3 separate regions of the Homo sapiens genome follow, and regions 1 and 2 are each linked to region 3. Evidence: chromatin contacts called from ENCODE Hi-C or POLR2A ChIA-PET data. All regions are on one chromosome and are shown on one strand. Each heading gives the region's core, a stretch centred on a gene start or an enhancer-like site at or near the end of the contact. The rest is flanking DNA. Distances are from core to core; before and after follow the strand shown. Region 1 holds the start of ZNF598 (zinc finger protein 598, E3 ubiquitin ligase). Region 2 has its middle 12 kb from the start of HS3ST6. Region 3 holds the start of CRAMP1 (cramped chromatin regulator 1).

The links. Hi-C counts contacts between places; a loop is a spot of excess contacts on that map. ChIA-PET counts read pairs that join two places held with the same protein, here RNA polymerase II (POLR2A). Pooled maps may share reads with other maps.
Region 1: a pooled map shows a loop between it and region 3 (15-fold over the local background). The contact joins the promoter of ZNF598 here to the promoter of CRAMP1 in region 3. A Hi-C loop is called at or near these places in 5 of 37 single-sample maps with no recorded cell type and 7 of 50 pooled maps. POLR2A ChIA-PET finds 5 or more read pairs at or near these places in 3 of 52 experiments (K562, activated B cell and activated T-cell).
Region 2: a loop to region 3 is called in a map of psoas muscle, with 2.6 times the contacts of the local background. The contact joins the enhancer-like site here to the promoter of CRAMP1 in region 3. A Hi-C loop is called at or near these places in 1 of 168 maps with a recorded cell type or tissue (psoas muscle) and 10 of 50 pooled maps. POLR2A ChIA-PET finds 5 or more read pairs at or near these places in 1 of 52 experiments (activated B cell).

What each region holds. Positions count from the first base shown.
Region 1 is chr16:2,008,544-2,011,516 of GRCh38, forward strand. ZNF598 (zinc finger protein 598, E3 ubiquitin ligase) reads right to left here and starts at 1,278. Exons shown (of 14, transcript NM_178167.5): 1 at 1,195-1,278; 2 at 1,082-1,193; 3 at 981-1,080. The coding sequence starts at 1,204. LOC124903626 (a long non-coding RNA gene) reads left to right here and starts at 1,342. Exons shown (of 2, transcript XR_007064941.1): 1 at 1,342-1,559; 2 at 1,765-2,045. RefSeq lists silencers at 577-646, 657-1,086, 1,177-1,396 and enhancers at 1,004-1,952, 1,477-1,636.
Region 2 is chr16:1,928,453-1,931,701 of GRCh38, forward strand. No RefSeq gene overlaps it. Among named protein-coding and RNA genes, the nearest start is that of HS3ST6, 12 kb to the left of the region's middle. Within about 2 kb of position 1,324, at least 21 of the 41 ENCODE cell types and tissues checked have a DNase peak (open chromatin) inside an H3K27ac peak, as active enhancers do; they include psoas muscle, where a contact is called at or near this core.
Region 3 is chr16:1,610,906-1,614,147 of GRCh38, forward strand. It overlaps CRAMP1 (cramped chromatin regulator 1), which reads left to right and starts at 1,455. Exons shown (of 21, transcript NM_020825.4): 1 at 1,455-1,752. IFT140 (intraflagellar transport 140) reads right to left here and starts at 1,167. Exons shown (of 31, transcript NM_014714.4): 1 at 1,063-1,167. RefSeq lists enhancers at 902-961, 1,350-1,850, 1,851-2,351 and silencers at 1,112-1,641, 1,662-1,781, 1,812-1,971.

The sequences.
Region 1 (2,973 bases), core at 28-2,527, 400 kb after region 3:
GCATCTCTTCAACTCCTTTGATGTAAACGTCTACTTAAAGAAAGAAAAGGAAAAAAAGAAAGAACCTACACCTCAATACTGCTCTGCATCACTTCTGGGGAGAAGAAAGTTAGATTCCTGGCAGATGTCACCAGCCGAAGCCTTCTATGAACAAACCGGGGGAATTTCACAATGCTGGAAGCAAACAAATCTCTAAGCTCAGCAAACCAACGGGCTCCAGCCAGGTGCCCACAGCCAGCAGCTGGCAGTGCAGTGAGGGTGGAGGAACGCTGCATGGTACCCTCTGACCCCTCCACGGCTTCCAAGTCTGTACAGTCAAAAACGTCTCCCATTCACTGCGGAGATGAGCGCCAAAGGCGGGGGGCGGCGGCGAGGAGGAGGACAACTTCCTAACACTTTTCTCCCTTCCCGCCAAGAAGCGCGAGGGGGCCTTCCCCTCCGACGGGCAGGTCTCCTTCCGAGGCTAGTGTCACCTCCACTCCACAGAGGAAAACGTCAGTCTCGGAAGGAGTTTGCTCAGGGTCATCCAATGGGGGCCCAGAAACACAGCTGGGCTGAGAATGCCCAGAGTTTGACGCCCTGCTTCCAGGACGGATGGCCTCCGCAGAGTCCCCCTTGCCTTGTTTCCTCGAATGGAGGACCCTGGAAAATAAACTCCTGAAGACGAGCAGGTCACCGAGTTCTCCATCTGATCAGGACCCTTCCTGAGGCCCGGCAGGAACCCCCGGGACACGGGGGAAGTCCCCAGGCTGTCCCCACAGGGCTTGCCCCCTCCTGCAACCCGCTCGGCCGCCTCCGGCCTCCAAGCCCCAACGCCCCGCCGTCAGCCGCACGGCCGGGACCCCGCCCTGGGTGGCCCCACCAGGCCTCTCTCGGAAGCCGGCGCCGCCGGGCCCACGGCCGGACCTCAGTGAGGCAAAGTCCCCATCCGGTCGCCGGGAGCCCCGCTGCCCCCGGGCCGCGCCCCCGGCGCCCCGCACCTGGCGCAGCTCCTCGCGGCACACGGCGCAGTAGCGCTGCTCGCAGAGCACCCGCATCTTGGTAGAGCAGCGGTAGCACACCGGGTGGTCGCAGCGGCCCCAGCGCCGTGGCCTCCAGGTCTCCGCAGCACAGCACGCAGCTCCCGCCTCCCCGCTCAGGAGCTGCCGCCGCCTCCGCCTCCATGTCCGCGCGCCGCCCCTCGGCGCCCCCCGGCCGCCGCCATGGTCCGGGATCCGGCCCCCCTCTCGGCCGGTCGTGGCGCCGAGCGGCCTGGCTCCCGGCGGGCCCGCCCCTTCCGGGCAAACGTCACCGCCCCACCCAGCAACGGGCCCGCCCGGCGCAAGTGCGCGTCGCGACTTCCGCCTCAGCGCGGCGCCGGCTAGAGCGGTGGCCCTGATAGAGGCCGCTCTACCATGAGCCGACCGCTCGAAGGTCCGCGCGGCCACGCGGCCAGCCCCGGGCTCCTCTGGGCCACGCGTGTCACGTCAACACTCGCCGGGCTCCACGAACTGGCGTTGTCAGATGAAACACGGCACAACTGGTTTGCATCTCAGATGAACAAGGGGTCATGTCTTAGTGTAAGTATAGCCCAAATATTGATGGGCTAGGCTCATACTAAAATGCTGCTCCTTATCTGAAATTGACATTTAAGTGGACCTGCCGTATTTGTATTTGCTAAATCTGGCCACCTTATTAGGAAACCGGTCTCTGGTATTTGGAACACACACAAGCGTGGTCCCGCCTCCACTTCCCTAATGCCCTGTTTAAATCCCTACATGAAAGACAACGTGAAAGGCAGCACGTGGTGACGTCCATCTCGCAGCCCAGGGCAGTCTCGCCAGGCCTGCCCAGAAGGGGCCTCTGGAAGGCACGAACGGAACCTGTCCTCTTTACGCTGGGCCCAGCACAGGACGTGTTTGGATGGATGCTGCAGTAACAGGGCCTCCTCCCTACCCTTGAGGGCCAGGCACACTCAGGACCTCCCTCCCTCTGCCATCCAGAAGGCAGGTCCAGATCTAAACCCTACTGGAAAAGAGGCAGTAAATTGTATCAATGAGCCTGAACTTTACTTACTTTATTTGAGACCGGGTCTTGCTCTTGCTGTAACACAGTGGTACGATCACAGCACACTGAGGCCTCAACCTCCTGGGCTCAAGTGATCCATGCCCAGTGAACTTGGACTTTAGAAACAGACACAAATGGGCTTGAAACCCCAATTTTGCCACTTGAAAAAAGCTGTCAGGCACAGTGGCTCAAGCCTGTAATCCCAGCAGTTTGGGAGGCTGGGTGGCCCGGATTGCTGGAGCCTGGGAATTTGAGACCAGCCTGGCCTACACAGTCAGGCTCCATCTCCACAAAAAAAATTTTTAGGCCGGGCGTGGTGGCTCACGCCTGTAATCCCAGCACTTTGGGAGGTTGGGATCACCTGAGGTCAGGAATTGGAGACAAGCCTGACCAAAATGGTGAAACCCCATCTCTACTAAAAATACAAAAATTAGCCGGGCGTGGTGACATGTGCCTGTAGTCCCAGCTACTCGGCAGCCTGAGGCAGTAGAATCTCTTGAAACCGTGAGGCAGAGGTTGCAGTGAGCCGAGATCACGACAATCACGCCACTGCACTCCAGCCTTGGCAACAGAGCGAGACTCCATCTCAAAAAAAAAAAAAAAAACACACACGACTAGAGTGCAGTGGCGTGATCTCGGCTCACTGCAAGCTCCGCCTCCCGGGTTCACGCCATTCTCCTGCCTCAGCCTCCTGAGTAGCTGGGACTACAGGCACCCGCCACCACGCCCTGCTAATTTTTTTTTTTTATTTTTAGTAGAGACAGGATTTCACCATGTTCGCCAGGATGGTCTCGATCTCCTGACCTCTTGATCCACCTGCCTTGGCCTCCCAAAGTGCTGGGATTACAGGCATGAGCCACTGTGCCTGGCCAAAACACACAAAAATTAACGGGGCGTGGTGACATGCGCCTGTAGTCACAGCTTCTC
Region 2 (3,249 bases), core at 74-2,573, 320 kb after region 3:
CACCTATAATCCCAGCATTCTGGGAAGCCGAGGTGGGGGATCCCTTGAGCCCAGGAATTCAAGATCAGCCTGGGCAACAAAGCCAGAGCACGTCTCTACAAAAAGTTTTTTTAAAAAATTAGCCAGGCACAGTGGCTCATGCCTGTAATCCCAGCACTTTGGGAGACCAAAGCGGGAGTGTCACTTGAGCCCAGGCGTTCCAGACTAGCCTGGACAACATGGCAAAACCCTGTCTCTACTAAAAATACAAAAATTAGCGGGGCGTAGTAGCACACCTGTAGTCCTAGCTATTCGGGAGGTTGACCTGGGAGGATCGCTTGAGTCCAGGAATTCAAGGCTGCAGTGATCCATGGTCATGCCACTGCACTCCAGCCCAGGCAACAGAGAAACCCCCTTCTCAAGAAGAAACAACCAGGCCCGGCGCGGTAGCTCATGCCTGTAATCCCAGCACTTTGGGAGGCCCTGCTGGGCGGATCATGAGGTCAGGAGATCGAGACCATCCTGGCTAACACAGTGAAACCCCGGCTCTACCAAAAATACAAAAAAATTAGCCGGGCGCAGTGGTGGGCGCCTGTAGTCCCAGCTACTCGGGAGGCTGAGGCACGAGAATGGCGTGAACCCGGGAGGCGGAGCTTGCAGTGAGCCGAGATCGCGCCACTGCACTCCAGCCTGGGCGGCAGTGCCAGACTCCGTCTCAAAAAAAAAAAAAAAAAGAAACAACCCCAAACTGTAATTATGATAAACAACACCGATCTCATTTATGGAGTAGGAAATCAAGCTGGAGAGGTGGGGTCAGCCTAGGTCAGAGCAGGCAAGGACTGTGGGAACCTCTGAGGGAGGGACCTGGTCTGGTTATTATTTTGCAGAGAGGACTCTGGTTGGGGGAAGGCAGCCAGGAGCTGCCTGGGTTGTAGCGGGGAGAGGTGGGCGGAGGAAAGAGGCCTGGGATGTGGAACCCTAGGATCTAGCCCTGAGGGCGGGCCAGGTCCGGGCAGCCTGGGTCCCACGCAGCTGCCCTGAAGAAGGGGCTGGGGGCGTCCTGCCTCCACCCGCGCCCCCAACCACGCCTGCCGTTCCCACCGGCCGCGCCACCCCCGCCCCCGCCCCTGGCTCTGTCCTCCGGTGACCCTGGAAGGGGCACCCGTGGCTGCGACTGCACTCCCTGTAGCGGTCACTTCGTGAAGCCCGGCAAACCCCCTGCAGCTGCCCCTGGCACCCTCAGACGACCAGAGGCCTCGGCCTGGGTCCCCAGCACCGGCCCAAGGGCGGGCGTGGCCGAGGCGGTTTCTCTGCGCGGACGCTCGCTGCCTCCGCCGCAACCCCCGCGGCCACCCGGGGAACTGCAGCGCCGTCAGGCCCCCCGCCGCGCCTGCGCACGCAGACCACCCGGCCTGGCAGCACCGAGCGAGCGTGCCCCCTGCTGGTCAGTCCTGCGCACGGTCCCGCGCCCGGGCCCGGGAGGCCGCCTCGAGGGCCGGGGCTTGCACGTGGCCTCGGCGCCTTCGCCGACCCTACCGGACGCCCCCTCCTCCCACCTGCCGACCCGTCCGCGGGTAGGAGCCTCCCGGGAGCTGCCCACGGCCCCCACCCCCACCAGGGGCCACAGCCCCACCAGGGCCAGGCTCTGCGCGGCACCTGCCACTGAGAGAGCGGAAAGCGGTGGTTGAGCAAGGGTCTGAAGTATGGTCTGTTCCCCCATACGGGCCGCAGACGCTTCCTGGTGGCTGCTCTGAGCCAGGCCTGGGCCCCGGCGAGGGATCACGGTGTCTCAGACAGAGTTCCTTTTTATTCCCCATCCCTCGCCCGAGGTGACGGCCCAGCCGTGCCCAGGCCTGCCCGCTGCCCCTGAACCCAACCCTTGAGGGGCAAGGCCGTGCCCTGGGGAGGAAGGGGCTGCCCCCTCAGAGTCTGCTGTTCCTCAAGGAAGACGCGGGGGCAGCCGCAAGGATGGGGTATCACCCAGCAGGAGCGGGAGGGTAAGGTGACTGATTCCACACCAGACGCTCCATTGCTGGAAACACCACCCCCTCCTCCGGTGACCTGGCATACAGACCTTGCCCACAGCCATCCCTCCCTGGACTCTCAATGTGAGGGGGCCTTGGGGTCCTGCGGTTCACCCGTCTCCCCACTCAAGCAGTCTGCTTGCCGGCACCCCCCCCACCTCCTGAGCCCACTTGCCCCCTCCCACCCCCACCTCCCTACCACATCTTTTTTTTTTTTTTTTTCCTGAGACGGAGATTTGCTCTTGTTGCCCAGGCTGGAGTACAATGGTGTCATCTCGGCTCACCACAACCTCCCTGAGCCTCAGCCTCCCAGGCTGAGCCTGAGCCTCCCAGGTTCAAGCGATTCTCCTGCCTCAGCCTCCCGAGTAGCTGGTGTAGGGAAAAGAAAGAGAGATCAGACTGTTACTGTGTCTATGTAGAAAGGGAAGACATAAGAGACTCCATTTGAAAAAGACCTGTACTTTAAATAATTGCTTTGCTGAGATGTTGTTAATTTGTAGCTTTGCCCCAGCCACTTTGACCCAACCACTTTGATCCAATCTGGAGCTCACAAAAACATGTGCTGTATGAAATCAAGGTTTAAGGGATGTAGGGCTGTGCAGGACGTGCCTTGTTAACAAAATGCTTACAAGCAGTATACTTGGTAAAAGTCATTGCCATTCTCCAGTCTCAATAAACCAGGGGCACAATGCACTGTGGAAAGCTGCAGGGACCTCTGCCCTTGAAAGCAGGGTATTGTCCAAGGTTTCTCCCCATGTGATAGTCTGAAATATGGCCTCGTGGTATGAGAAAGACCTGACCGTCCCCGAGCCCGACACCTGTAAAGGGTCTGTGCTGAGGTGGATTAGTCAAAGAGGAAAGCCTCTTGTAGTTGAGATAGAGGAAGGCCACTGTCTCCTGCCTGCCCCTGGGAACTGAATGTCTCGGTATAAAACCCAATTGTACATTTGTTCAGTTCTGAGATAGGAGAAAAACCACCCTATGGTGGGAGGTGAGACATGTTTGCAGTAATGCTGCCTTGTTATTCTTTACTCTGCTGAGATGTTTGGGTGGAGAGAAACATAAATCTGGCCTACGTGCACATCCAGGCATAGTACCTTCCCTTGAACTTAATTATGATATAGATTCTTTTGTTCACATGTTTTTTGCTGACCTTCTCCTTATGATCATCCTGCTCTCCTACTACATTCCTTTTTACTGAAATAACGAAAATAATAATCAATAAAAACTGAGGGAACTCAGAGAC
Region 3 (3,242 bases), core at 205-2,704:
CCGGCGTCTGGGTCCCCTTTGTGTGGAGGGCGCGCTGTCACAGCCCCGATCAACCGCGGCATCCTCCCCTCCTGGGCGTGTTCCCTTCCCGTGCATCCCGAGGCGGAGCCTTTCCAGCACGCGGCGGTCTCGGCCCAGGCCTTCCCTGGGCTCCGCTTTTCTAGTTTCGGAGCGGAGGGCGTGGGTCAAGCGTTTCTGGGAAAGTCGATGCGCTCGGCAGTGTCCTGAGGTGTTGGGTGACTGAGGGCCTGTTCCATCGCCGGGCCCCGGACTCCACAGAGCCAAGCGAGGCAGGGAGCGCCCCCAAGAAAGCAGCTGGCGGCCGGACGCGGGGCTCGCGCTTGGGCTTCCAGCTCTTGGGGGCTGGGGCGGGCGGATCGTTGGAGCCCAGGAGTTCGAGACCAGCCTTGGCAACAAGGCGAGATCCTGTCTCTAAAAAATTACAAAAATTAGCCGGGCGCGGTGGCGCCTCTAGTCTCGGCTACAGGAGGCTGAGGGAGGAGAATCGCCTGAGCCCCGGGAGGCGGAGACTGCAGCGAGCCGAGATCGGGCCACTGCACTCCAGCCTGGGCGACAGAGCGAGTCAAAAAAAAAAAAAAAGAAAAGAAAAAGAAACACTGGAATTTGAGCCGGGCGCGGTGGCTCACGCCTGCAAACCCAGTACTTTGGGAGGCTGAGACGAGCGGATCACTTGAGGTCAGGAGTTCGAGACTAGCTTGGCCAACATGGTGAAACCCCGTATGTACTAAAAACACACAAATTAGCGAGTATGGTGGCGCGCGCCTGTAATTCCAACTACTCGGGAGGCTGAGGCAGGAGAATCGCTTGAACCTGGGAGGCGGAGCTTGCAGTGAGCCAAGATTGCGCCACTGCACTCCAGCCTGGGCGACAGAGCGAAACTCCGTCTCAAAAAAAAAAAAAAAGAAAGAAAGAAACACTGGAATTTGAAAAACACCCCTCTGCTTTCTTGCTATGAAGAAAATGACCAAGTGCCCAGCGCCGCTCGGCTACGCTAACGTAGCGCAGAAGCACATACTCCACCCAGGAAAGGGTGCGCTTAACTGCCTCAGACGTGCTTCCACACTTCTCAGAACTCAGGTTCGCGCCCGATTCCACACTCCGAGCTACCACGCCGTTTTCTTCTCACGTATCCGTCAACACTGCTGCGGCCAATCACAGCACGGGCCCTGGCCTATTGGCTGTCTGTCCACCAATCCAAAGAGACGCACAGTCCGCAAGGTCGCGAGGCTGGCGTCACAACACTACTGGCGCCGCGGGCTCGCCCCCGACGCCCACCGGGCTCGTACGTGCGAGCGCGCCCGCCCAGCGCTAGCCAATGGGAGCGCCGTTTTGGGGAGACGGGCCCGAAGAAACATTGGGGGTGCTCGCCCCCGCGTTCGTCGCCCCGCCCCGCGCGCCCGCGCACCCCGGCCCCGCCCCCGCGCGCCGTCCGTGAGGTCCCCACCGGCCGCCGTAGCCGGAACTGCTGCTGAGGGCGGCGGGCCGGCTTCGCTAGGGTGAGTGGCGGCAGTATCTGCGTCCGCAGCCCCCGCAGCCGCGCGCCGGCCCGCGGAGGGGACGTGCCGGGGCTAGCGCCGCTCGACCAGTCGCTTCCGAGGCGGACGACCAGCCCGGCGTTGCGGCCTCCCTGCAGCCGGCGCTCGGGGGCCGGGGCTGCCCGGCCCGGCTGGTTCTGCGGGCACCCGGGGAGGCCCCGGGAAGCCAGGCTGCCGCCCGGCGTTGATGAAAAAGGTGACCAAGGCTGGGCGGCGGGGCTGTCATGGCGAGGCCCGGCCGGGGGGTCCTGTCGGGCGGCGCGGGAGAGCGCGGGGGGGGCGTCGCTTCCACAGCGCCCGGTACAGCCACAACTGGCCTCAGGGCGAGGAGGCTTCTGCGTCCCCATCCCGAGACGCGAGCCGGTGCGGAGCGGGACGGGGCTGGAGGAGACTGCGCCTCCGAGAAAAGTCCGGTCTCGTTGGAGGTTCTCGCGAAAAGGAGGCCATCCCCCTGCTTGTTGGCCCTTAGGGTAAAGTCTGGACGGCGTCGGTCCTTTCAGTGGCGAAAAGCGCTTCCCCGTGCTCGGTCGGCGTCTTGGGTGTGGAGCCCGGCGAGCGGGCGAGTTCACTCTGGTGGCCGAGTTTGTTTTGCTTGGGTCCCGGGTGGCCTGCGGGCGGACAGGTCCCTGGGCAGCGGGGTTCTCAGCCCGAGACGAGGTCTTTGGGGGTTTAGGTTTCTTGAGTGGAAAGAGGTGGGTTGAGGGGGAAGAGTGGGAAGTCTTGCCACGAAATCCCTTAAGTTGGGGTGTTTGTCGTGGGTGGTTTTGTTCTTTGGCAGAGTTTTTTTTAAAACTAGCATGAACTCGAGATTCCCTAGACCAATTCCGACAGGAGAAAACGGCCACGGATCCTTGTGTGATCTGCACCTCAGGGTGGGGGCATCATTGCGACTTTGAAGCCATTTCCCGATCTCTCGGAAAGAGAGGTCCTCGCCCGCGTCCCTGTATTTCGTGGTTGGTGTTGGTGCCTCGATCGTGTGTTCCTTTGAAGTGGAAATGCCCCCGTTCTCAACAGTTGAGTTGAACGCAGGGTCAGTATCTGCTGAGGAATCTAATCTTCAGCGTTTTTGCTTCCTCACACGTGCCCGTCCCGGACTGTTTCTGGGCTGCAGCTCTTGCTGTGTACCTGATTGTCTGAGTTTATTTTTGAGTGGCTCTGCTTTCTGGGCTGCAGCATTTTTAGTCACTGCACTTTGTTGTTGACATTTTACAGGGCGGTGGGTAGCAAAGTTGATGCAATAATTTTATTAATTGTTGCCAAGAGTTTTAACACCATTGTCTTCTACCGCTTCTTGCACCTGGACCCGGACATAACTGGGCTGTCACTTTCCCGGGTGGTTCCAACCTGTTCCATGCAACAGGCTCCTTTGTTGCAAAAGCATTTTTAACTAGTAAATCCCCGCAGCAGCTCACATTTCCCACCCTGGGAAGAAGATTCCCAGAGACCCGGAGCTGATTATTCTTTATGTGTGTTTTAAAATAAGCAGGCGGGCCGGCGGCATTGGGCCACCATGGAGTTCCCCGTGCGGGCAGGCGAGCCCGCGCTTCTCCCGTCCCGGGGTGGATCCGGCCTCCTCTGTCCTCCTCCAGGGCCAGCTCTGGGGGCCGGCGCGTGGGGCAGGTGCGCGGGGCCCGGGAGCCCCGCGCCTTTCGGGGGGCGGGGAGGGGGTGGGACGAGGGGCTAGGG